Linked DNA regions of Homo sapiens: region 1 is linked to region 2. Evidence: chromatin loops called from intact Hi-C (ENCODE). Cell type or tissue: Calu3. All regions are shown on one strand. Each heading gives the region's core, and the rest is flanking DNA. Links, peaks and the distances in the headings are about the cores only. Region 1 overlaps CTBP2 (C-terminal binding protein 2). Region 2 overlaps CTBP2 (C-terminal binding protein 2).

Region 1 (11,963 bases), core at 1,967-9,966, 50 kb before region 2:
ATACAAAAGTCTACACGGCATGAAATAGCTCAAAGAGACTTGTTTGGTGGAATTAACTAGTGGTTTAATGGGGGGGTGGGGGGGAGATGTCTGATATACAAGAGTGCCCCAATTTCTTCCGAGAAATTAACATTTCAATCCTGTTTTTATCTAGAAGTCATTAAACTGTGCAACATGAATTATTGGAACTGTAGCAGCGAATTAACTCTATTCATCAACTAAGTCCAAACATTTTAGAGTGTATCTGTAATGAAAAAATAGCTCTACATTTCTATCTCTTCTCATTAAAGTAAACCAGTTTTCCCTCTCTCAGTATATAAAACTGTCTTCTCTTCACATAATTTATATTACCATAAGCTGGCACACATTCTAAACTATTACATGCCTCCAATTAATTTTTGCAGCTTTTGCCTGAAAATTTAATGAGATAGTAGTGGATGAACCTGCTGACTCCAGATTATGTGTGTGCTCCCAATATTAATGTTGGCACAATAAAATAATCTGATCCACACCTGACTCAAGCATTTCCCCTCGCTGGGGTATAAAGGTAATATGGAAACCAGGTCCGCTCATTTCAGTCTTTTAAATCCAATTACAAAATTTACTAGTCTCAAATTAAACTGCTCCTACTCATCAACCTGGGAGAAAAGGAGAAAGCAGCAGCACAGTCTAATTATCCCAACACCATTTCTATCAACACTGCAGGGAACAGTTACAATGGATGACTATTTGTCTAAGGCCTCAGTTCTCTACCGTGGAGAAGTCACAAGCCGCACTCCTCAAAGCCAACCCAAGGAAGCCAGCGCAACCCCCGTGATGAGTACAGGGTACAAGGAAGCCTGTTCTCTGTCCCGCTGCTACAGGCGCGCCTTAGGTGCATGCCTCACGTGGGGTCCATACCATTCACAATTTGTACACGTGTGCATATCAGTGTGTCCATGTCAGATGTATGTGTGCACACGTGTGAGCATGCACACGTGTGAGCATGTACATGTGCCTGAGTTCAGATGAATAGGTGAGGGGCATTGGCAACTTGAAGTCTCAATGACAGGCCCTCTGTAGTTCCTACTTTTTGCCAAAGGGTTGAGGTACAAGCAGAAGGCAAAAAAGGCCGACGAGGCTGGGAGCAGTGGCTCACGCCTGTAATCCCAGCACAGCACCTTGGGAGGCCAAGGCAGGTGGATCATGCAGGTGGATCACTTGAGGTCAGGAGTTTGAGATCAGCCTGGCCAACATGGTGAAACCCCATCTCTACTAAAAGTAGCTGGGTGTGGCGGCGGGCGCCTGTAGTCCCAGCTACTAGGGAGGCTGAGGCAGGAGAACTGCTTGAACCCAGGAGGCGGAGATCGCAGTGAACCGAGATCGCACCACTGCACTCCAGTCTGGGCGACAGAGCGAGACTCTGTCTCAAAAACCAAACGAACAAAAAATGCCAACAATACCAGTAACAGCAGCAGCAGTCAGTAATCAATGTTCAAAAAGTGCCTGCTATCCCCGTTTTCTTTTTTGCCAAGCACTGAGACGGTCCCAGCCATCAGTCCACAGGTGTGTGGACCCAGCACGTGTTCAGCTCTTGGAGTGAACGGAATGGAACTTAGGCAGACTACTCCCCAAATTCCATTCCCTCCCTAGGCTGCTAATGACAATGACACCCACATACACTAGCCCTGGTGGCTGAGAATATAGTAATATCAAGAGAATACACGGTACCCAGCTGCGTCTGGTATATGCGTGGTCCGTAAGGCATCACTTGGTTGATGTGTGTTTAACAGCCCTTAGGAAGGCCAGGACCTGGGGATGAGCGGGCCATGCTTCCGAGGATGGGGGTTTATGTCCAAAGATGGCCAGAAGACCCCCCTATTTGTACCTGTGCCCTGCACCTTCACAGTGCCAATGACGCAGCCTGGGGCTGCTGCGGGTGAACAGAGAGAGAAATGGGGGAGGGGGAGAGAGAGAGAGAGAGAGAGAGAGAGAGAGAGAGAGAGAGAGAGAGAGACAGAGAGAGAGAGAGACAGAGAGAGAGAGAGAGAGAGAGAGACAGAGAGAGAGAGAGAGAGAGAGAGAGAGACAGAGAGAGAGACAGAGAGACACCCAGGCCTCGGAGCTGCCCACCCTGTGCTACTTTAGCCTGGAGTCCTGGCTACAGCAAAGACCAAGGGGCTCAATCTGCTCTGGGGCCACCTCCTCCCTGCGCCCCCTCCATCCCCACCACTGGGTGTGTGGGGAATGGAACTGCAAAGCTTACAATAAACTCAGCAAGCTCACCTGACTGAGCATTTACCAAGCCAGAAAGCCTCCTTTCCACGCGCTGTCGGTCTGCAAGCATGGAGTCTAGGGAGACACTGTAGAAAAGCCATCATACTAGCACACGGTCAGGCACGTTCAGTACGCACAGGTTTATACCAACATCTAAACTATTTTAGGAAAAGGCTGTGGAGCAGAACATGCTGGGTGTGCAACTGAAACCTAGACCTAGGTTCAAATCTGACGTCTGTTCTTGCCAAGTGCCAAGAGAAATCAATTAACCCCCCTTATCCATCAATTTATAGGAATAAAGGTAAATACCTCAACCTTGTAAGGCTGTGCCACACACATAGGACCAACTCAAGCTGTGCAGCGTCTGGCACGCATGCCACATGAGGCTTCCTTTCCGGGGCAACTGGCTGGACCATTCTGGGCCCTCCAGATTAAAAGGGCCCTTTTCAACTCTGCTTTCCTGACCAGAGAAGGCCTGGGACATGAGCCCCAAGCTCCACCACTCAGCCCTCCCCCCAAGTTCACTGAAAGATACCCCCATCCTGAACTCCAACTGGAGCCATCTCTCTCCACTCCCTTTTCAGGGGGCAGCTTTCAAAGGGTACAATTCCTCACTCTCAATAAAGCAATGCTTCCTGCCTTAGAAAACCATCAACAAGTTTGTATGGAAAATAAGCTCTTGAGTTGTCAAAAACCCATGGCTAAAGGAGAACCCAAATGGTGCCAAGCTACCAGGGGAGGTGGCACCTCCAAGAGTGGCAGAAGGGTCCCAAGGACTGTTCAGGTCCACGGTCTCTTTCTCTGGACCCATCACTCCAGCCAGTCTGGTCCAGGCTAGGACGGAGTAGGGATGGGGGTGATAGATAAGACCAGGTCTGGCCAGCCAGGCTCTTCCCAGAACCAACACAATCCCAGCACACTGTGGCCAGAAGCATCCTCAAAACAGGACTTTGCGCAGGCTCAGATTCAGTCCTAAGGCACCAGAAAAAACAGCCTTAAATTTGACACTGCCAAGTCCTGGGGGGGCGGACACAGAAGGTCTCATCTAGATCACACATAGACTCTGAAAACCTTCTCATATTGAAGAACGGGAGCTATTAACTGTGTTAACGGCATGCACAGATGTTGTCTACATCTAAAAATTCCCAAATACATCAATTAGCATATTATAAAGAATTTACTTCCATTTTCCCTTGACAGATCATAAAGACCAAAATGTAACGCTCATGTTTGAATTGACAAGTGCGTATGGCAGAAGATGCTGTATTAAATGCAGACAACAGTGAAAAAAATGGTATTTGATGATTGGCCACCCAATTCTCAGAGTACAATGTCAAAAGCCAGAAATCCATTTATTTAGTAACCAAAGCTCAATATCACACAAGTCACTTGGGCTCTGGTAAGGGAAGTTCTACCATCTGCACTTGGTAATTCCACTGTTCCGCTCATTTCCTAGGTAAGATACTGGGAGCATGTGTGGAAAAGCAAGACAAGGCTACAACCCAGGGGCAAATACACGTGCACACACGTACACAAATCAAAGGAACAAACATTTTTGGAAAAAAAATTTTTTAATTTAATTTTTAAACAAAAATAAAAGAAGGCGTAACAACATTCTTATGTGCTGAAATTCTAAGCATGTCTTTATTTGTATGTTTAGAAAGGATCCTTTTACAGGAAGGAAGGGCTGGAGGAGATAAGGATGAGAGGAAAAACGCGAATAACATAAAACTAAAATTAATAGATGCAGAGTTGTCCTTCTTCCCATTCTTCCAGAATCCTCTTCCTAGATTGCAAATCAAAATCTGCATTTAAATAGAATGTTTTTAGTGTAGGAAAGAGGAAGCCCTAGGGTACAAAGGTATTGCATTCAGGATCTATGGGCACAATACTGTATTTTAAATGAGATGAAGACTTTTGAAATTTACTGAATATATGACATATTCCAAACTGTCTTGTTATTACTACTATTTTTACTAAATTCTTCTATCCTAATAGGTGTTTCTCTTTTATGGCCAGAACTTTTAATAAAAGTAATGTGATATTACATCATTCTATCAATTAAATCTTGAGAAAAGATTACACGATCCAGGGATCTTATAAGCTGTGGGCTCTGATAATTCCAGCCATTATTCAGTGTGAAATTCAAACAGTCTGAATTCATTAACATTGGTTGTTACAAATCGGCATTTTTAGACTTTGCCATAAAATGCAGGAGTCCAGACCCAGTGACCTGAATCTAACCGCCTTTCATGTGAAGTGGCCGTGTTCCCGGCCTCTCCCAGTGTGGCTCTCGAGAGAAAGCCTCATGTCTTCGTCCTCTCCATGGCTGGCCTCAGGCTCTTTGGTCACACTTAATGTTCAGGCAAATTGCAGAGACCTCAAGCCATTTAAAGGAGTAGAGACATGTTCCCAGGGAAGGATGTCCATTACGAAACAGATGTCCAGGTGGGCATAGGAGCGGGTGCAGCAGCATGGTGCCAGCACCTCGCCTTGGCTGCGGCTGGGATCAGCACACCCTCACAACTAAAACCCCAATGCGTGACATTTGGGAAAGGCTTCATGGAAACCCCAAACCTTTCACTGCTTGATAGGAAAACATTATTACCAGGTCGATGGGCAAGGAGTGAGCAACCCACATCCCAAGTGCCAGGTGGAAGACAGAACCTTCAGGAACACAGCAGACCTTCACGACCAAGAAAGGTTTGAGTTCCGTTCGTCTTGCATCGAAATGTTCATTGCAACATAGACCACAGGTACCGGCTTGGAGAGATGCAACCTGTACTACCTTCCCCTCCAGCCCAGCCAGGCGAGCAGGGCATCTCCCACATGCTAAGCCTTTGGCTGTGTGCATTTACTGCTGCTACTGCAGCAATCATCTTTGTGTGTGTACATATATTCATGGGGTACAAGTGCAATTTTCTACATCCATACATTGCATTGTGGTGAAGTCAGGGCCTTCAGTGCCTCGATCGCTGAAACAATGCACATTGTACCCACCAAGCCACCTCTCATCAGCCTCCCTCGTCAGTCCCCATAATGTCATTCCAGACTCAGCAGTCATTCTTGACTAAGCTCTTAACATGTACCAGGTATCTGTTAAGCCCCGTTCAGTACTGTTTCATTGAATCCCCACAACTCTGAGATTAAGCACTACTACCTGCTGCATTTGCAAGAGGGGGAAACTGAGGCACTAGGCTCAGAGGGGCATAGTTTGTCCAAGGTCAACACCATCAGAGGAGGACAAGGTCAAGTTGTAAACATTTTTTGGCCATACCATGAGGACTCTGCCCTCCTGCCATCACCAAGGCCAGGACCAAGTCCTGTGCAATTAGAATCATTACCTTCCCCTTGCAAACATCAGGAGGAAGTGCCAGAGCCGCTGGGGCTCCTGGAGGGAGTGACTGTTATGATGCAATTCCATGCTAAAGAATTCTTCCTGGCCACATCAAACTCTGCATCAATCTGCTCTGTTTAAACACACAGGCAGAGAGGGCTTTCCGGCCTTCAGCAGGCCTCTGCAGTGCTGCCACTTAAGCCCAGGGTTTGCAGGGGGGTGGGGATCAGAGCACAAATCAATGTTGAGTCCTCCTTCCCAGAGGAAGCTGTCGCCCTGTGTCATGGTTTAGAGGTCATCTTCTGCTGTAATGAGGGAGTGGCAGTGAGTTTCAATTGAATTACAAAAAGCCAGGAGTACTGTACTCTCATCAAAGTGAAGGTTTTTTTTAACAAATGTGGGACTGGGGCCGTCAGTTACACATGCAGGAAACACCAGCTTCCAGGCCTCTGAAGGTGAGCAAAGCAGCAGCCACCATGCTGGGTCCTTGAATTTGATACAGAAGCCATCTGAGCTTTGTCTCGAGGGACCCAGGCCTACAGGACTTGCAGAGCCAGTGGGCCTTCTTGCTGTCCTCATCATCCCAGCTTGGATGTAGTCAGGTTGGCTGAACCACATTATCCCTCACCTACGAGGCTGCCGCAAGAGCAGCACCCACAGGTGGCGGGAGAGTACAGCTGGGTCCCCACACCCTACCTGCATGGGTTTAGACTCCCCGCCCTACTTGCACAAAGGAGAGGCGGGGGCATGACTTCACTTCCCTGCGGTGGAAAGCTCAAGAACACGGCGTGATTATCTCAGAACATGCACACCTCCCCTGAACAGGTAGTATAACATGCTGGGTTGCCTTCTGTCTGCAGAAAACACTCCCAGCTAACACAGAACCAACCCAGCCTTCCAGACAGCTGCTGCGATGCGCTCCTACATGTGCCCAGCCCACTCCACACCCCCCTGGCCCCACTGCAGCCTGGATTCATTCATTCAAAAAATTACTTCTGGGGCATCTACAATATGCAGGCCATGCACAGAATTAAGGGGACAATGAGCTCAAGGAGCTAGCTCTGCTTCAGGGAGCTGCGGAAATCACTCTGGAAGGTTCTAAGTTCGTAGTCAGAGTCCTGCTCCTTGGTCCAAGTCCATTTACAACACTTTTTAACTTCCCCTGATACAGGAATCAGAAGGCTCAGGGAGTGAGAAGAGACACCCTTGGCTGCTGCACTAAGAGGGACTGAAGACTCCCTCCAGACAACAGGCCACCCAGGCAGAGGGAGCCCAAATGCTCACAGGAAAGCCAACCCCAGGAGGTACAGACGCTTCTGCGACATGCAGAAGAGACAAAGTGGCCTCGAGCAGCTGGAGCCAAGGTCTCCTAGGACGCAGGCCCCATCCATGCCCCCCAGGCGTCCCACCACCGCGGAAGTGGGTGATAGGGAGGACTCACTTGCCATGACCAGCTGAACCAAGGGGTATATCCTACAAACCTGCAGTGTCCGGGAAAGAGGCGAGCTTCCCCCAGGAAAGGGGGCAAGCCTGTCCCACAGCTCTGGGACCCTCCTGTAAGCACCCTCCCACCCCTGCTGAAGAGCCTCTCCCCCTACATCCCTGAGGAAACTGATCACCCAAGCTGAATTTTTCAAGGAGTTGCAGGTTACACCCTACCCACGACAACAAAGGTTTCCTTTGAGTTAAACAACGTATAGCTGAACCGGAAGAGGGAAGGTGACCACGGGAAAGGTGTTGCATTACAAGGCTCAGGAATTCGATACCTTCACCACCAATTCTCGTTTTCCACAAATCCCTATTAAAAGACAGCACGGTACCGTTCCCAGAAATCAAGGCTCACACCACGTGGAGCTGACTGGATGCTCACGGGGACATTCGATCCCAGCGGCCTGGAGAAAGGACGGAACAGGAGGACCCTGTGCGGGCGCCATTGTTGTTCATCAGTATACATTTATAAAGAAACGGAAATTAAACACTGTCATCAGATGCTCTGCACTGCTGCTCATCCACGGCTGTGTTTTTTCATCCTCCCACATTAACATTTCCCCCTAATGTTCTATCTTTTTGCCATATATAATTAATTTTAACAGCTTCTGCAACTTCCCCACAGGTTGTTGCTGTTTCTTTTAAACAGTATACTGCTGAGAAATTGATTTGTTTGCTCCGCGTGCCTGAAGAAACCACATTATGAAATATGTATAAATGTCACTGTTCGGGCTGCTTCTCAGGATAAGTGCAGAAAAACGTTCCATTTTACCTCCTTACACAGGAGTCCACTCACGGAGGCTACTCGCATGTATTACCCGTGTGCTCACACACAAATGCCGATGAATTACGCAGCATTTTCTTTGAAAACCTCCTATTTATCCTTAACTGGTACAAGGCTAGGGGAATCATCTTAATTGCTACATGGAAAGAATGAATTGCAAAAGCATTCAGTCGACCAAGAAGACTTTATTTTTAACAGCATGGGGCCAGGTGGAAGTTGCCAAGTTTGCCAAAAATAAATGAATCAACCAATCAATAAAGCAAATGTGTTCAGCTGGTGTTAAATGAATGCCTGGGAAGAAGGAAGCCACAGACAGCACGTCCTTCTTTCTCCCCTTCTCCCGCCCCCACCCCTGTGAAAACACCAGGCCCGAGGACACGAGGGTCATGGGAATTCTCAGCCATTTCCTAAATCGTTACTTTTATTTATTTATTAATTTATTTGAGACAGGGTCTGCCTCTGTCACTCAGGCTAAGTAGAGGGGTGTGATCACAGTGCACTGCAGACGTGAGCTCCCAGGCTCACACAATCTGGCCACCCAGGCATAGGCAGGCGCCGCCACCTGGCCGAGTTTTAAAAACATTTTCTGGAGATGGGGTCTCCCTCTGTCACCCAAGGCTGAGTGCAGTGGTGCAATCATGGCTTACTGCAGCCTTGACCTCCCAGGCTCACACAATCCTCCCACCCAGCTACTCTGGAACCTGAGGACCACAGATACACACCACCACCTGGCTGATTTTTTAAAAAAATTTTTTTATAGAGATGGGGTCTTGCTATGTTGCCCAGGCTGGTCTCAAACTCCTGGGCTCAAAGGATCTGCCCTCCTTGGCCTAAATCATTACTTTAGAAAATGCATCCAATTATCTGCTCCTTCAACAATGGTCAAAATTCAGATCCAGATACTAAATCCTAAAATTACTGAAAGTAACCAGGCTCTTGCACTTCTGAGCTATTTTATCAGCATTTGTAGCTGGGGGAGCTGCTCTAAGTTGAAACTAATGCCCCTTTACACTTGAACCTGGCAGATCCCTCAAGCTTCAGTGAAATGCTGTGTGTCCTTCCATAAAGACCAACTGAAACTGCTTAAAACCAAGACATTTTTTTAAAAAAAAACAAGTTATTGGTCTAATGCATTCTAAGAGTATTAATACAATCAGCAATGGTAACGCATAAATGTTAAGCAAAAATATTTACAGAAAGAAATAACCTTTTCCTCTGCCACTAATCACACCCAGCAACACTTGATTAGTAAGCCAACATTTTAATAAGAGAAAGCTCACTTCCCTGCCTACTCATTTGCACATCGGCATCTACGCCCCAGCCTGAAACTTGACAGTAAACACAATGCACCACCACTCCCTTCAACAAGTGAGGCTCTGGCCCTGCCGCTCACTCCATCCACTCCTTCCCACTCTTCTTGCCTTTAACAAACACACGCTCCAAGCCTCAGAGAAATCAGCCGCTGACCCGTGTCTCTGGCTGTCCCACACAACAGGGCTGCCATCCCTCAGTTCAGTGGCCAGGCCTGTCTAGGGCACAAGGGGGTCTCCACCAGGGTTGGCTGATGAGGGGTAGCAGAGGCCCATTCTCTGCACACTGCCACACTCTCAGCGGAAAGATGCACCCCATGTGCGGCCCCACTTCACATGGACCAAGTGCTCTTCCTCCCACAACCCTGGGTGTGGGGACGGTACCATGACAAACCTGAGAAAGCTTCCAGGAATATCAAAGCCCCCGGGAAGCCATCTTCACTGTAAAGGGACCCTGCAGTGTATGGGAAGCCAGGCTCACTACCACAGTGTTTCCGGAAAGGCTTCCACCAGCAAGGGACGCGGGGCGACCTGAGTTTGGGGTTGCTTCATCGGCTCCTGAATGCCAGATATACCTAAGGCCACACATGCTGGCAGGTGGATCTGGGCGTCAAGTTCTTCACTAACAAAATGGGGGTCTTGGGAAGGGTATGAGGATCACGGAAAGAGAAGCGGACACCACGCCTCCATTTCCCAGCATAACGTCACTCAGTGGCAACAGAGACTCCTGGCCCCGCCAAGAGTGAGAGGCAAGTGTGCCCACCATCCTGCAGATGCCCTGCTCGGAGGTACCCCTCCAGCGAAGGAGCAACTCAGCAGGAACCCACCCAGGCCGGCCACACAGTGTTGACACATGGGTCACAGTGGGAAAATTCAGGCCTTCTGCCTGGTCTCTTCCTCCCTACTTTGCAAATCCACTCTGATGAGAACCAGCAGCCAGGGTGGCGCAGGAAGCGGAAAACAACAGTAACAGCAGAAAGCCAGACTCACCAGGAGAATGGAGGGCGTGACCCCTGTGTGACCCTGGACCCATGTAGATGCTAAAGCAAAAAGAAGGGGAATGGACGGGGTGATCTCTCCATCCCTACTTGGGAGGCCACACTAGGTTGCTGAGATGCTCAGGAGAGAAGAACAAACACTGAATCAATGCCTCCCATTTATCCTTGGGGGGTGGAGGGAGGCTGGGATTCCGAAGCATAACTCACATCCAGAAGGCACAGGAATAAAATCCAAGCAAGAACCAAGAGCTTCAGCGGGGGCCCCTCCTCCCCTACTCCGAAGGCTGGCTAAAGCTTCGCTGGCATCTTCCCCACTGCCCCATCTCAGCCTCCTGACTGTTTCTCACCTAGAGAACCCCAGAGATGAAAGGCCCTGTGGATCTTCCTCTGGTTTGTGGTTTCGGATGTTGGCAGTCTTGCTTCTGGCCCAAACACTGGAGCAGGATCACACGGCCCTAGCAAAGGCCCCACGGATGCATGCAGGCCAGGAGCTCAGGAGGCCAAGGGCCCGAAGGACTCTGGGGGCCACACACTGGGACCAGAGTGGCACAGTGGCCATGGCGCCAACACCTCCACCACTTCACAACCATTGACAATCGGACCCCAAGGTTTAGGTATGTGTTTCCAGAGTAATTCAATACTTTCCTTCTGTTTTTCATGGAAAAAAGATATCTGTCCTGCCAGAAGCAGGCTAGAGGACCAATGATCAGGAAGATGACCTCAACTAGGTGGCCTGCTACAGCCACAACTCAGATGGAAATCCAGCCTAGTTCCCACAGCAGATCAAGGCAAACCCCTCTTCCACCACCAAGCACACTGAGTTTCCAGCACTGTGTCACCTCAGACTGTCTTTCCCAGAGGCCCTGGTCGGCAGGCCAAGCTTCTACATCATCCTGGAGATCTGTCAAAATACATAATACAGCATGCATGGCAGCCGGAAACAGTCCTATCTTTGCAAAACCACAGCTGCAACTATTCTACCACCATTTTACGTAATATAATAAAAGTTAAGGGATTTGATTTGCATTCCCCCTCATTTATGAGCATTTAACCAAAAACACTTTTTCTGTGACACTTTTGTTAAAAAAAGATAATTGGGTACTGCTGCAAATATTAATGCTTAACAACAAAATAGTACTAAAAAACCATGACCCAACTGAAGTGATGGAGAACGAAGTCTTTTTCCAGGAGAAGCCAGCAAAGCCATCTGGCACATTGAGCTTTCATTCTGACAAATAGCAACATACAGAACAGATAGTAAAAGCAGAACATGCATCCGATCTAAATTTAGCACGTCACTATTCATTACTGAGAGAACGAGCCTCTTGTCAGGAGAAGGCTGAAGTGTTTGACGTCAAGTTACTAAAAAAGACGGCCATAAACCAAAATATTAAGTCTAGCACAACAGGAATGGGATGCTTTTAAAATTAGGACATGCTAAAGAAAATACTAAGAGGGCAAAAACGATGTATAAATGGCTCTAGGGCCTCACGGATTCACCATTACCTCTGATGGTGTCACGTGATTTTCATCTACCTCCTTCTTCTGTGCCCACATTTTAAAAGATGTGTCTAGACCAGAGATCTCAACAGGTGGGCTCTGGTTGAAATCCATACGTGGTCCTTACTTTGGTTACAATCCCACATGACCTCCTTGTGTTGCTGCATGTAGACAGCAGGCAGAGCTGGATACAACTCCCTGGGCATGGTGACGTTCCACAGAGCAGAAAGGGTCTGAGAGCAAACACACGCCTTCTGGGGCCATGTGAGAATTCCACCATGAGAGCATCT
Region 2 (11,963 bases), core at 1,225-9,224:
ATTGCGCCACTGCACTCCAAGCCTCGGCGACACGGTGAAACCCCCATCTCGGGAAAAAAAAAAATTCTAACAAACACATACGGTACGTCAGGCCAGTTCTAAAGGCTTTAGAAACACTACTTCATTGAATCCTTACAACACACCCTCTCCTTACCCTCATTTTACAGATTCAGAAACCGAAGCCCTTTGCAAAGGCCTCCCAGTGTGGGAGAGAAGTCCAGCATTTCTTTCCATCCCTTCTTTGCCACACTTCCTTGTTTTGCCTCTACTAAGCTCTAGGAGGGCAGGACCATCTCTCCTTGGGCCGAGCCTCAGTGTTTGAAAGGAAGAAAGACATTCACGACCTTCCAGTGGGACCTCTCTGGTCACCAGCCACCAAAGTGAGCACAGCAGTTAGCTCAGTGCTTTCAAAGTGCGCTGCCGGGGCCCCTAGAGCAAAACTTTGGATCTGAGCCAGGACCCTGACATGCCAAGTAACCACCAGGTTGCAAAACTCCCAGCTACAGGCGTGACCAAAAAGGTGGTCCATGTGCTGCTGCAGCCCCCTTCCCACTAACCACAGCGAACCCAGGCTCTCCCTCCCACCTTGCCCGCTGCTCTAGAAAACAAAAGAGAATTAGGAAAGTAAACTCCTTTTTAAGCTTCCTTGCTGAGAAATATTTTAAAAGACTGCTCTGAGGGGCCAAGTAACATACGGGATTTGCTTCTAAGCTCTCGGGCCTGACTGGGACACAACCAGGGACCCAAAAGCACAACTGGGTTGAGTCATAACCCCCCTCCCTTCATCCTCTACGGACATGAGAGCCTCAACTAAGACATTCTCGAATTTACCACAGGAGTGTCTTCCTTTGCCCACTATTTGGAGCCATGTGGCCAATTTAGGATAGAAAAATATTACCCACTATTCAAGGCCTTCCTTAAATGCTGAGGAAGACATCACTGCAGACACAATTCCAACTTTAATTGTGAAATCTCCTGGCTTTTGTCACTTGAAGCCTCATTCTTAATCCCAGGCTTAGCTGAGAAATGAGAAGGATGTGTGCAAGTGGAGGAAAAAGAATCCTCAACCCTGAGTGAAAAGCATGCGCCGTGGAGGAGCGAGGAGAATGGACACTCTGAAGATGCTAGGGCTGGGAAACAGGGTGCTGGGGAAAACTGGCTCGCTGGCCTCAGAGCTGCGGCAGGTCCACCACTGCGCCGTGTTCTGCTGGAGGAACCTGGATGCCAGCTCAGTGGATCTTCTGCCCAGCGCAAAGGATCCCTGAAACCTGGAACAGGACAGGGGACACACCATAGACACGACATGGGCTCTGGAAGACCACTCACAAGGCCCGGCTCACAGGAAATGACCATTCATGGGAACCTGCACGCCGCAGTCATTCTCATGCTTAGATGCCACTTTCCAAGCAACAGCCTCTGAGAAAGCAGCTTCCCCCTTCTCAGTGTCCCAGTGAGGCACCACAGAAAGGAGAGGGCTGGCCCAGGGATGATCCTGGCCCCACCACCCTCTTCCAGGTGGAGTGAAGTGGAAGGAGACCTGTTTAAAAACTGCAGGGGGCACTTAAAATGGGCTGACTCTATTCATACCCAAGCTGGAGGTGAGCCAGGACACCGGGACTCACATGACTGATTTGTCAAGAGACTCCTCCCAGCACTTCCTTGAGTCATCCACAAGACAGAGCAGAATCCAAAGGCCAAGATGGAGGCGGGGGGCACCCAACATCCACACCACCCCCGGCCCCACCAGAGCCCCAGCGGAAACCAAGGATTTCCAGAATACACATGTGCTCACAAGTGTACACACGTGTTCACAAAAAGAAGAGAAGGGTTGTAGAATAGGAAGGTAATCTTATAAAGAAAAGCCTGTTTTTCAGGAAAACCTTCACCTTGTGGGGACCTTACCCTCTATGGAAAGCCAAGGTCAACCTGGGAGCTCCCGCATCACCTGCTCCGGGTACTCTTCCGGTGGAGCGGGGCTGGTCTCTGGATTTGAAGACACACCCAACTCTGTGCCATTCCCTGTCAGTTCTCTGATAGCCTCTTTGAAAAGAAGGCTGTTCCCTTTGTTCAGGAGTATTAATTCAAATTCCTTTCTAAGGCCCACACCACACGGATGCAGGGGAGCGACCCAAAGGAAGTTCACCCGGCAAAACCTAGTTTCTCCCTGGTTTTCACAGGAGTGGTGCAAACAGACTATCACAGTTAGGAGAAATCCTAAGCATCTTCCCTGTCTCTTGACCCCCAACTCCCCAACGTGGAACCCACAAACCAGATCCTATTTCAGGTGTGCACATGGCTCCAGTTGAATGCCAGAGGCAACCAGAGTTGGGGAGGGGTGCATCCCATGGACCCAAGCCCTCCCTCGAGGGAGATGGGGGGTGGAGGGCAACTGAGATCACACTATCCCAGACCACAAACATGGTCTTACCTATTGATGAAATGATACCTGGCCACTAAATCCAATTTTACCACATGAAACCCTAAGCACTGTGAAAGCTACACACATAACCCCAGGAGAGTGTGCCCATGCATTCTTGGAGTGTGGGGTGGTGCTGCATCAGAGACACACAGATGAGGGCAAGGGAGAAACAGCTTGGGAGGAAAGAAGGAGTCTAGTCTTGGTTAGTGTGGCAAAGCCATCCCCAGACATTCCCGTGTCCCAGTCAAAGGCCACAAGAAGCCTCGGTCAGCCACAGAGAAGCCAGAGCCAGGCGAAGTTGGTAGTAACTAGCCAGACTTAATTACCTAAGCTCCCTGGCCCTGACTCTTCATTGGTAAAACAGTGACTAACTATCACCTGTGCCTCTGCGAGGACAGCGCTGTGCTTGGCCAGGGCTGGAGAGCCGATCTCAAGGCAGGTGTCTGGCCTTTTCCCGGACATAGTGAGTCTGTGATCCAGAGTCTGACCCACGTATTCAACGGGGCCTGCCTCACTTCCTGCTCTAGGATGTTTTACATTCACTGCACTTTTGGAGTGAATATTCACAACAGCCTGGCTCCTGTTTGGAAGCCTGAGGCAGGCCCCGTTGAATACGTGGGTCAGACTCTGGATCACAGACTCACTATGTCCAGGAAAAGGCCAGACACCTGCCTTGAGATCGGCTCTCCAGCCCTGGCCAAGCACAGCGCTGTCCTCGCAGAGGCACAGGTGATAGTTAGTCACTGTTTTACCAATGAAGAGTCAGGGCAACGCAACAACACACAATGGCCCAGCGAGCTAGTGCCAGACACTAAGTAAGTGCTCAAGAAATGGTTGCTCTCTAGTTACTTGAATAACAGGTAGAGCGCACTTGAATGGCTGCATAAGTTTCTGGAGCACCAAATTAAGTCTGCAAAACATAGAGGCGAACACAGAAATTCCTCCATGGAGAAGACGAGGGCAAGACGAAACGGGCCAGATCGCACCGTCCTACCACTCTGCGCTCGGACAACCTCTAGTCACATGCCTCGCCAGGCTTCAGGTGTTGGGAGCCGCCGGGGTGAACAGCAGAGAACGCAGCAGAGGCGCGCAAATGTCACTCGTCCTCGACGTGGAGTTCTGCTGAAGGTCTCAGTGGCCCTCGCTGTTTCCCACAGCAACTGCCACTGCGCTATTTGTACTACAAGGAAAACACCCAGATTCGAAGGTTATCCAAGAACCGTGGTCACCCCCAAACACTGCCCAGGAGACGAGATCCCAAGCCGGTCAAGTGGAAATGATGCCGCTGTTTACCGTTTGCTTGCAACTCAGCCACCATCGCGCAGTCAATCAACGAACCTCACCACTCACCACGACCCCAGGAGTCCCCATGAGTGCCCGGAGTCCGCGACCGCTGCGGGGTGGAGGCGGCTCTGGCCTGGTGCAACCAGGTCCCCGCCCCTGCTCTGAGCCTCGAGTGCGGGCTGGGGGCCAACCTGGTGTCCCGCGTGGTCTCGAGGCTCCTACCTTGCCGGGGCCTCGCGGACCGGAGAGGGGCCGGCGACCCTGCTGGCTTGAGGCGGCGTCTAGCTGGACCCCCGCCGCCCCGGGTCCGAGCGGCCCCGCCCAGCACAAAGGCCAGCGGGAGGAAGGAGGAAGTGGGCACGGAGCGGGGGGAGGGGGCAGGGCCCATTCTCACACCTCTCAACGACTTCCCCGCGGCGGGAAGCGGCTCCATTTACAAGTGTAAAGGCGAGGCGCGAGGTGGGGGGGCCCGGGGGTGTCAGATACCGCGGCCCGCGGAGGGGCCAGGGTGGGGCCGCCAAGTGCCCTGCGGGGGGAAGAGGGCACAGCTGGGGCGGGGCCGCGCCGCCAGGTGTTCTGGCCCGCGGGGGCGGGGCCTCCAGGTCCACCCGCCGGGAGGAGAGGGGCGAACCCCAGGGATGGAGGGGGCTTCACCTGGGGCTCGGGAGCCAGGAACCCCGGGACCCCGGGACCCCAGAAGCCCGGACGCCAGGAGGCCCGTCCTTGCAGCAGGGTGGGGCACCCCCGCGGTCCGGGAAATGCAGGAGACCCCGCCCCCTCCAGGTAGAGCGCGGCCAGGTGTGGCGGACTGGCGCTCCCCGCAACAGAAGGTCGCGCAGGACACCGGAAGTCGTCCTGGAGTCAGTCTGAGCGGATCGCAGGGGTTCCAGGCGCCCCAGGCCCCCCACACCGCGAGTCACAGGAACAAGGAGGAAAAACAGCCTCTTTATGACTTGGGGGAGGCAATTCAATATTTCTTCCTGGCATAAAATAGGAATTGCTCTATTTACCCAGCCCGCAGGAGCGTCGTGAAGATTAATGACTGTGAAATGTTTTTAAGATCAAAAACATTCCCAGATTTTACTTGTAGGCACTTATATGTGCATATTGGTATCTGTACAGCAAAATATACTCTTTATTGATTGCCCTCCTAGTGTGACTTCTATTCCGTAATCTGAAAGCCCCGAGATAAAGGAATCAGGTCTGTCTCTGCCTGCTCCTGAAACACTAGGAAATATGGGTAGGAAATGTCAGGTCAGCTGGGCATCTACGCTGAGCCTCTATCCAGTCCGCAGGGCAGATAGAGCAATCCAGAGTGCGGACCACAGCTGAACGTCTGGAGAAAGGGAAAAAACTTTAAGATTATTGGTCACCCCCCACTGGGAAGAAAACACAGTATCCTCCCCAGCTCATTAGGAGGTGCTCCCAAAGCCTGAGTCTCCATCAGGGTCTCGGGTGTTTGCAGAGCCTTGGCTGGCACTGGGAGCCAATGGTCAGCCAAGTTCTGCCTGTGCCAGGAGCCCACGCAGCCCATCTGGCCCGGCAGCTCCAACAGCAAGGCCTCCCTGTTCCGAGCAGAGTAAGGCCACATGACCGCACAGAGGACAATGTTGGGCTTCCCAGGGGTGTCTCCACTCCAGGCTGAACATTCTCAGTTCCCTCAACCGTTCCTGGGACATGGCTTTAAGAGCTCTCTCGGGCCCTGCCCGCTGCTGGCGCTGGCTGTACTCCAGGTGGGCAGGCCTGGGAGCTGGCTGCAGCAACACCAAGTGGGGTGTCCAGGATCCAGATGGATTTGCAAGCACTGCCCCCACCCGTTCCCTTGGTCTCCCTGGACCTGAACAAGCAGCGGATAAGCCGACTGTGTTTGCACTTCTAGACTGCACGAAAGACCATCCATCAGCAAAATAATAAACTCACAGCTAGAGCTCATTTAAAAGGAAAGGTGCACAAACTCCTGGCCTTTCACCCCCTCCAGCAGAGAAACCTCGAATGCTCTGTTTTCCCCTCCAAACTCTTCTCCTCTCATTTCCCCTCTCCACCCTCCCGCTGCCACACACACACCTGCGGCAGGTACAATACTATCACTTCCAGGTTAGATTCTGGCCACTTACACCATAAAATGATTCTTTGCTAGCCTCATTTTATAGATGAGATTTTTAAATTCCATCTTGGAAAAAGAAAAGCCCCATTAGGCCAGAGGAGTTGATCTCCCTCCACGGTCTAGGTCTTCGGTTCCTTCCAGAGAAACTTCCTCAGGTTCCATGACTCCATAATAAAGTTTTTGTTTGTCCTGGGACGGGACAGATTGCTGGAGGCCAGATTTCAGGCATGGCTGGAGCACAGCCACGATAAGCTGGACTTTACAAGCCCTGAGCTTGCTTGTGCTGCAGGAAGACCTACACACACTGTCTCTGTGACACATCCTTTAACGTGGCCCTTCCAGGCTTCTGCCACAACGTGGGCTGGAATGAGACACAGAAATATTGCCACTATTTCCAGACAATCTTTAAGGCAGCTGACAGTTTCTTTTAGTCATAATTAAGGATTTGTTTTAATGCAAGAAGCACATTTCTGCTGATCAGAGGAGAGCTTTGGAGGAAGCACAAATCAGCAATACAATGGAAGGTAAGTATTTTTGTATTTTATAAATGAGAAGGATTTTTAGAACCCCACGGATGAAAAGCCCAGCCCTCCCTCTCCCCCCTCACCCCTGCCTCCAGGGCTTTTCTGGACTCACAGAAGGCAACAAAACCAAAGGCAAGGCTGGCCACCACCAGGATCAGGGGCAGACAACAGCAGCTATTCAGGGTTCCCATCCTTTAAACACCAACCGATCTTTGGGAAAAACGAAGTCTCTATTATTACCTAGGACAAAAGTCACAATTCTCTATAGAAACAAAATCATCACTTGTCCCATTCATAAGATCCCAACCATTTCATCACAATTTTTGTGAATATTAAGCCAACTCTAGGCAACCATCTGTTAAATTTAGTTAGGTAAACAGCTAAAGCAGATCACTTTCTAAAACATTCACTGAGGGAGGGACTAGGCATATACACATGCAAACTACAACTGGTTCTCACCGAGTGTCGTTGCTAAAAAAACTGAACAGGCTTCAGACACCAACAATGGTTAATGATCTACATATTATCTACATATTCCACTTAAGGTGAGGGTTAGAAAGTGAGGGGCCAGGAATGCACCTCCCTTAAGCTACAGAGTTGGTTCCACTTTGGGACCTCGGCTCCCACGTGGAAGGAGAAGGGCTTTGTGAATGGGGGAGGAGCTTTTTCCGAAATGGCAGCAGCTACGCAAAACATGAACATCCAGCAAAAACTTATTTTAGCTGCATTCTCCCTAATGCTACCAACAGATTAAAAACTACTTTAAAGTCAGGAGAGGAGTAAAAATAAACACAACTTCCTCCTGTGACTTAAGATGCCTCCTTTCTGAAGTTGAATATCATTTCCTAAAATCACATTTCGAGGGGGTAGAAAAGGTCTGTTTACTTTCCTTGAGGAACTCTTACTATCTGCCGTTAAAATCGTTCCTCAAAAAAGCAGATTACTGAGAAGAGAAAGCACACGACGTTCCTTAGCAGTCCAGAAAAGACCACCTTCTAAGAAAAACTCTGGAAAGGGGGCAGGCCAAATCTCCATGCCCGGCAAAGACGGATGAATGTGCCCCTGGTTCCCATCCCGTCCACAGCTCCTGAAGTTTCTGTGTTCTCCAGCAGTCAGAAGAATGAAGGCGAAACTAGCCCTTGGCTCCCATGGTCAACATTCCACACAAACAATGGCCTGGCTCTCTCCCTATTGTACATTCTGTATTCATTTGTGAATCCCCCCTTTTTTTTTTTACACAATGTGCAAAGCCCTTCTTTTCACAGGCGAAGTTCTGAATGCCCAAGTGCAGCCATAATTTAGGCTTTAAACATTAATAATGATAGCTAAAAGCAAACTCCAGATTATGCCCAAACATTAATTTGTGAATATCATTAGAGTCACACTGATGGCTTTTGGATACTCTCCATTAAATCATGATCAAAAGGGCCACTGAACACCTTTAAAATGGTTCTTAAGTTTTTAGCAATTATTAAATATAATTTTCCAAACCCCAAGATAGGATTAAAAAAAAAAAAACTCTTTCATAAGTCTTTGATACATATTCCATCAAACACAGACTTGAATGAAAATTAACTTCAAAAGATGAGGTGGGGAGGAGAAGCCTTGCATTTTCCCTTCTTTCCAGGAGTGCTGTAACTTTAACTTGCAGCAGCGTAAATTAAGACATGCTTACCAGCTGTAAGGGAGAAAACTGATATCTGCCAGGCCGCACAGTCTCTAAAAGTGTATCCATTCCAGCATTTCATGTGCCCACTAAAAGTTTTCAGCAGGGTAAGTTCACACAAGCATTCCTCCCCTAGCAATTCATAGAAAGATTGCTGGGGAAAAGACACCCCGAGATTTCACCACATGGGTCACTTCCATTAAGTACAAATACTTCTTTTTCCAGGGACAGACACACTGCCCTCCCATTTTTTAGTTACTACAAAAATATGTTCCACCCTGTGTAACAGACCTACCATCCCAAAGTGGAAATATTACCTGAGCTGTGCCCTGCCCAACTGATAAATTTCCCTTCCCAACCATGTGCTGTATGAATATATATTTGTGGCCTGATTCAGGGCCACAGGACACTAGGGCTGCTGCTTTTCCCTGATAGATTAACAGAGGGACCCAGGCTGCATGCACATACATTATGATGACAGCCCCTCTCTATGGAAATGACAGTGGTAAAAAAATGACAACTGGGGCTGCCATTCTACCATTGCTGTAAACTCTTTAAATTTTTTCCATTTAGGGAAAGCGTTAAGTGCAAAGGGTATAACTTTGCTTTCAAAAATGATTCATGATGTTAGTGAACTGTTGGCAAATGGCATTCTGGTGCTAGATCTCAGCAGGGCTACTCCCTCACTCAGAGGTGTCCTTTTCGGTTTTTTTTCAATCCGTGAATCTCAAGGATTTCAAATAGTGTGAGCTGTTTGTATTTTAACAGCAATGGTAACAATAAAAATATCATTTTAAAATCCAGTGCACTGCTTGTTCAGTACATACTATATATATTCATCATTTCTTTGCCTTGTAGCTGGCTACTCAGAAACTAAAAAGTTGTAGGTTGATTTTCTGGTTTTGTTGTTTGTTGTTGCTGTTTGTTTGTTTCATTTAATCTCTCTTTGAAACATTTTCCAGACTTAAAAAGTAAAATTTCTGGAGTTTTAAAAGTTAAGACTGAAGTTATTGATTATTCTCTGAAAGGGTAACTGACAAACTAGTTAATAATTATACAGATAGCAAGTTTTACCGTTTCATCTTGTGTACACGACCAGATTAACAATGGCAGGGAAAGCACACACAACTTGGCAGGGACAGGAACAGGTGTGCCCCGACTCTCAAAAGGCCAAAATATCTCACCAAGTATGTCACTGGCGTGTTTTTTACAATGGCAGTAGTGTTTGTTTTTAACTAGCCAAACGTTCTTACTTTCTTAACTTTAGAGAGATGTACTTTACGAATATCTTTCTCTTCACGGAATTGATGATTCAGTTCCACACATAAATTGCAACTCGTGCAAGGAAATGATTTTTAGGGACAATGAGGCTTTTTAAAATCAGTTAAGAAAAGGTAATTCACCCTGCCCCTCCCCGCAGGAGAACACCCATTCAAGGGTCAGTTTCAAAGCTCCCAGGCGAAACCGTAAATAACTCACAGGGTTCTGCATTCAACCTGCAGACTCTTATTAAGGTACAATTAGAGAGGGGGTTGTCAGGTGGGGGTTAAAAAAAAAAAAAGAGCGGGGGGGAGTCGGTATTCTTTACCTTATCTTTCTGAACAGGAAAAAGAATTAAACCCAAACCACCTAGTCAGGTTCAAAACAAGCTCCAAACCCAAGATCTTTTAATTCCCTCTAATAACTGCTTTCCACAGGGATGTAACTGGGGTCCCCTACCCCTGGGGCACAAAAAACCAATCAGCGCCATAAATTCCCTTTGCCTTCAACCCTCTCTCCCTTTTACAGGGGGGCAGGGTAGGGGGAGGGGGTGACCCAACATCAACACTTACACTCTACAGAAATATGCTGGCTTATTTCCTTTGTTTGCTCATGTTATACTTGATCAAGTGTGAACGATTAAACTGGTTTCATTAAAGGCAAGTGCATTCACGGCTAACATCCAACTTCAATGGCAACTGTAAGCATATTTTGCAAGAAAGAGGGCCTGTTTTTTTGCTTGAAATCTACCATCTCATTAACTTTTCTTTTGGGGGCAATAAAAAGGGCACTAGGGGTTTTTCAGGAGAATGTCAGAGCAGTTCAGAGATCTGATGCCAGACAAAAGAATATTTAGCGTTTCAACTCTACGATACAGTCTCTGCTAAAGAAAAAAATTCTGTTTCAACATTAAAGCAGCTATGACTGAAAATGTCTAATTAGCATTTTGACTATTACTTTATAATTGCTGTAAGAAGTATCCTTTGAAATCAAGTGATTACAAAAACAAGATCCTTTAAAGTCTCATTACTTCAAAATAGAAAAGATTTATATTTAAAAAAAAAGGGGGGGGTTAAAAACCTCAGAATTCTCAAAGTACATGAAAACTACCCACTTCTACTTGGAAAACCCTCGAGGCAAAACAGCAATCTTAGGTACTGAACACGAGGTAATTTTTAAACTGTCTTCGAACCCAAACACCTAGTAGAGAAAGCTATCTTTTTTGAAAGGGTGGTATGAGTCGATATATTTCGCCCAAGTTAGAAAGGCAGAAAGAATCACTTTGTAAACTTCCCCAAAATATAACGTCCCCTCAAAATTATCCATGTCAGATAAAAATATACCAGTCTCTAGAATATCCAACAGAATTGCAAATAAGGCGTTTAGCATTTTAAATTCCCAATGCATATTTATAGAATAGAATTCTCTTGTCTATCCTTCCAGCCACTCGCATCAGACTCTCTAAGAACTTAACCCGATCTCCAATCTTTAAAGAAAAAAGGGGGTAAATACACAGAAGGATTGTTTACCCCGGACAGGGCAAGGAAGCCCGGTATGACGACGTAGGCCATTGCCAGCAGCCTCCACCACGAGCACGCAGAGCGGGGATTTCTACGAAAAATTCCTCCTCTTCCCTATAAAATCCTAAACGTGGGGTCCTCTGCAGCCAACTGCCGCTTGGGCCGCCTCCGGAAAAAGTACCGGGCGGGGGGAGGGGGGACAACCACAAACACTCGCGCGCACACGCTCACTCCGTGTCCGCGACCGTCGTCGCCGGCGGAAAGCGAGCCACGGGAGGGAGTGTGTGCGCGCGTGTGTGTCTCGGCGCGGCCCGCGGTGACCGAGCTGAGCTCTTGGGCCCGCGGCCTCCGAGCCCCAGGGCGCGGCGTGGGCTGCAGGCGACCCGCCACGCCGCTGGGCCTCCCGCGGGAGAAAGGCCCAGGCACGCCCCGGCTCCCGCGCGCCTCTGCCCAACTCGCCCGGGGCGCTGGGGGCAGCGCGAGGGAGAGAAAGAAAGGCGCTTCCCCTCGGCCGCGCGGGGCCGTCCGGCGCCGCGGAGGGCTGGGAGGAGGAGGAACCGCGGCGGCCCGGCTGTCCCTGCGCCGCACCGGGTCCCTGCCGCCCGGGGCGCGCCCTAGCCAGCCCCTCCTGCTAAACTTTTTCTTTTTGATTCGCCCCACCCGAAAAGTGCGGCCCGGGCGGGGAAGGTGGGGGAGGCGGGCGGGCCGGGCTCCCGGCGGCGGCGGGCGAGGAGGAAGTGGTGCCCGCGGGAGCGCGGCCGGGCAGAGGAAATGCCCGGCCCGCCCGGCCCCCGCCCGCGCCCGCCGCCCGGCCCGCCCAGGCCCCCCGCCCCGCCGCGACTTTGGCGGGCCGAGCCCCGCGCGGCAGTGGCGGCGGCGGCAGCGGCAGCAGATGTGGCCCGGCTGCCCGGAGGAGCCAACAATGCGGGGCCGGCAAAACAAAAGGGTTCCACTTCGCCTCCTTTCCCGTCTTTCACTTGCGCTCCCGGGGAGCCGCGCGGGATCCCCCGCCGGCAGGGGCAGCGCCCCTGGGGACCGAGAGCCGCTCACGCCCCGACTTCCCCACGGAACCCCTCTTCTCCGCGCCCCCCCCACCCTCGCCTCGTAGGCGCAAGGCCCGCCGCACCCCGGCGCGCTCGGACTCCTGTTCCCCGGAGATCCGGCCGTATTGTCCCCGCGGCGCGTC

The links. A loop is a pair of places that touch in the nucleus more often than their neighbours do. Peaks named below come from ENCODE experiments on the same cell type or tissue, not always from the same donor. Only the 100,000 strongest peaks of a DNase experiment are listed, where the experiment ranks them.
Region 1: it touches region 2 in a loop (2.2-fold over the local background); 15 of 110 quality-filtered maps call a loop at or near these places.

Annotation. Positions count from the first base shown.
Region 1 is chr10:125,096,712-125,108,674 of GRCh38, forward strand. All of the region lies in intron 2 of CTBP2 (C-terminal binding protein 2), which reads right to left. Among named protein-coding and RNA genes, the nearest start is that of CTBP2, 58 kb to the right of the region's middle. RefSeq lists enhancers at 5,943-6,767, 10,075-10,594. In Calu3, for the core only: no CTCF peak of the experiment used is centred there; a DNase peak (open chromatin) is centred at 5,670.
Region 2 is chr10:125,147,849-125,159,811 of GRCh38, forward strand. All of the region lies in intron 1 of CTBP2 (C-terminal binding protein 2), which reads right to left. Among named protein-coding and RNA genes, the nearest start is that of CTBP2, 6.7 kb to the right of the region's middle. RefSeq lists enhancers at 1,452-1,746, 3,631-4,592. In Calu3, for the core only: no CTCF peak of the experiment used is centred there; DNase peaks (open chromatin) are centred at 1,613, 4,223, 4,463, 9,143 and 2 weaker places.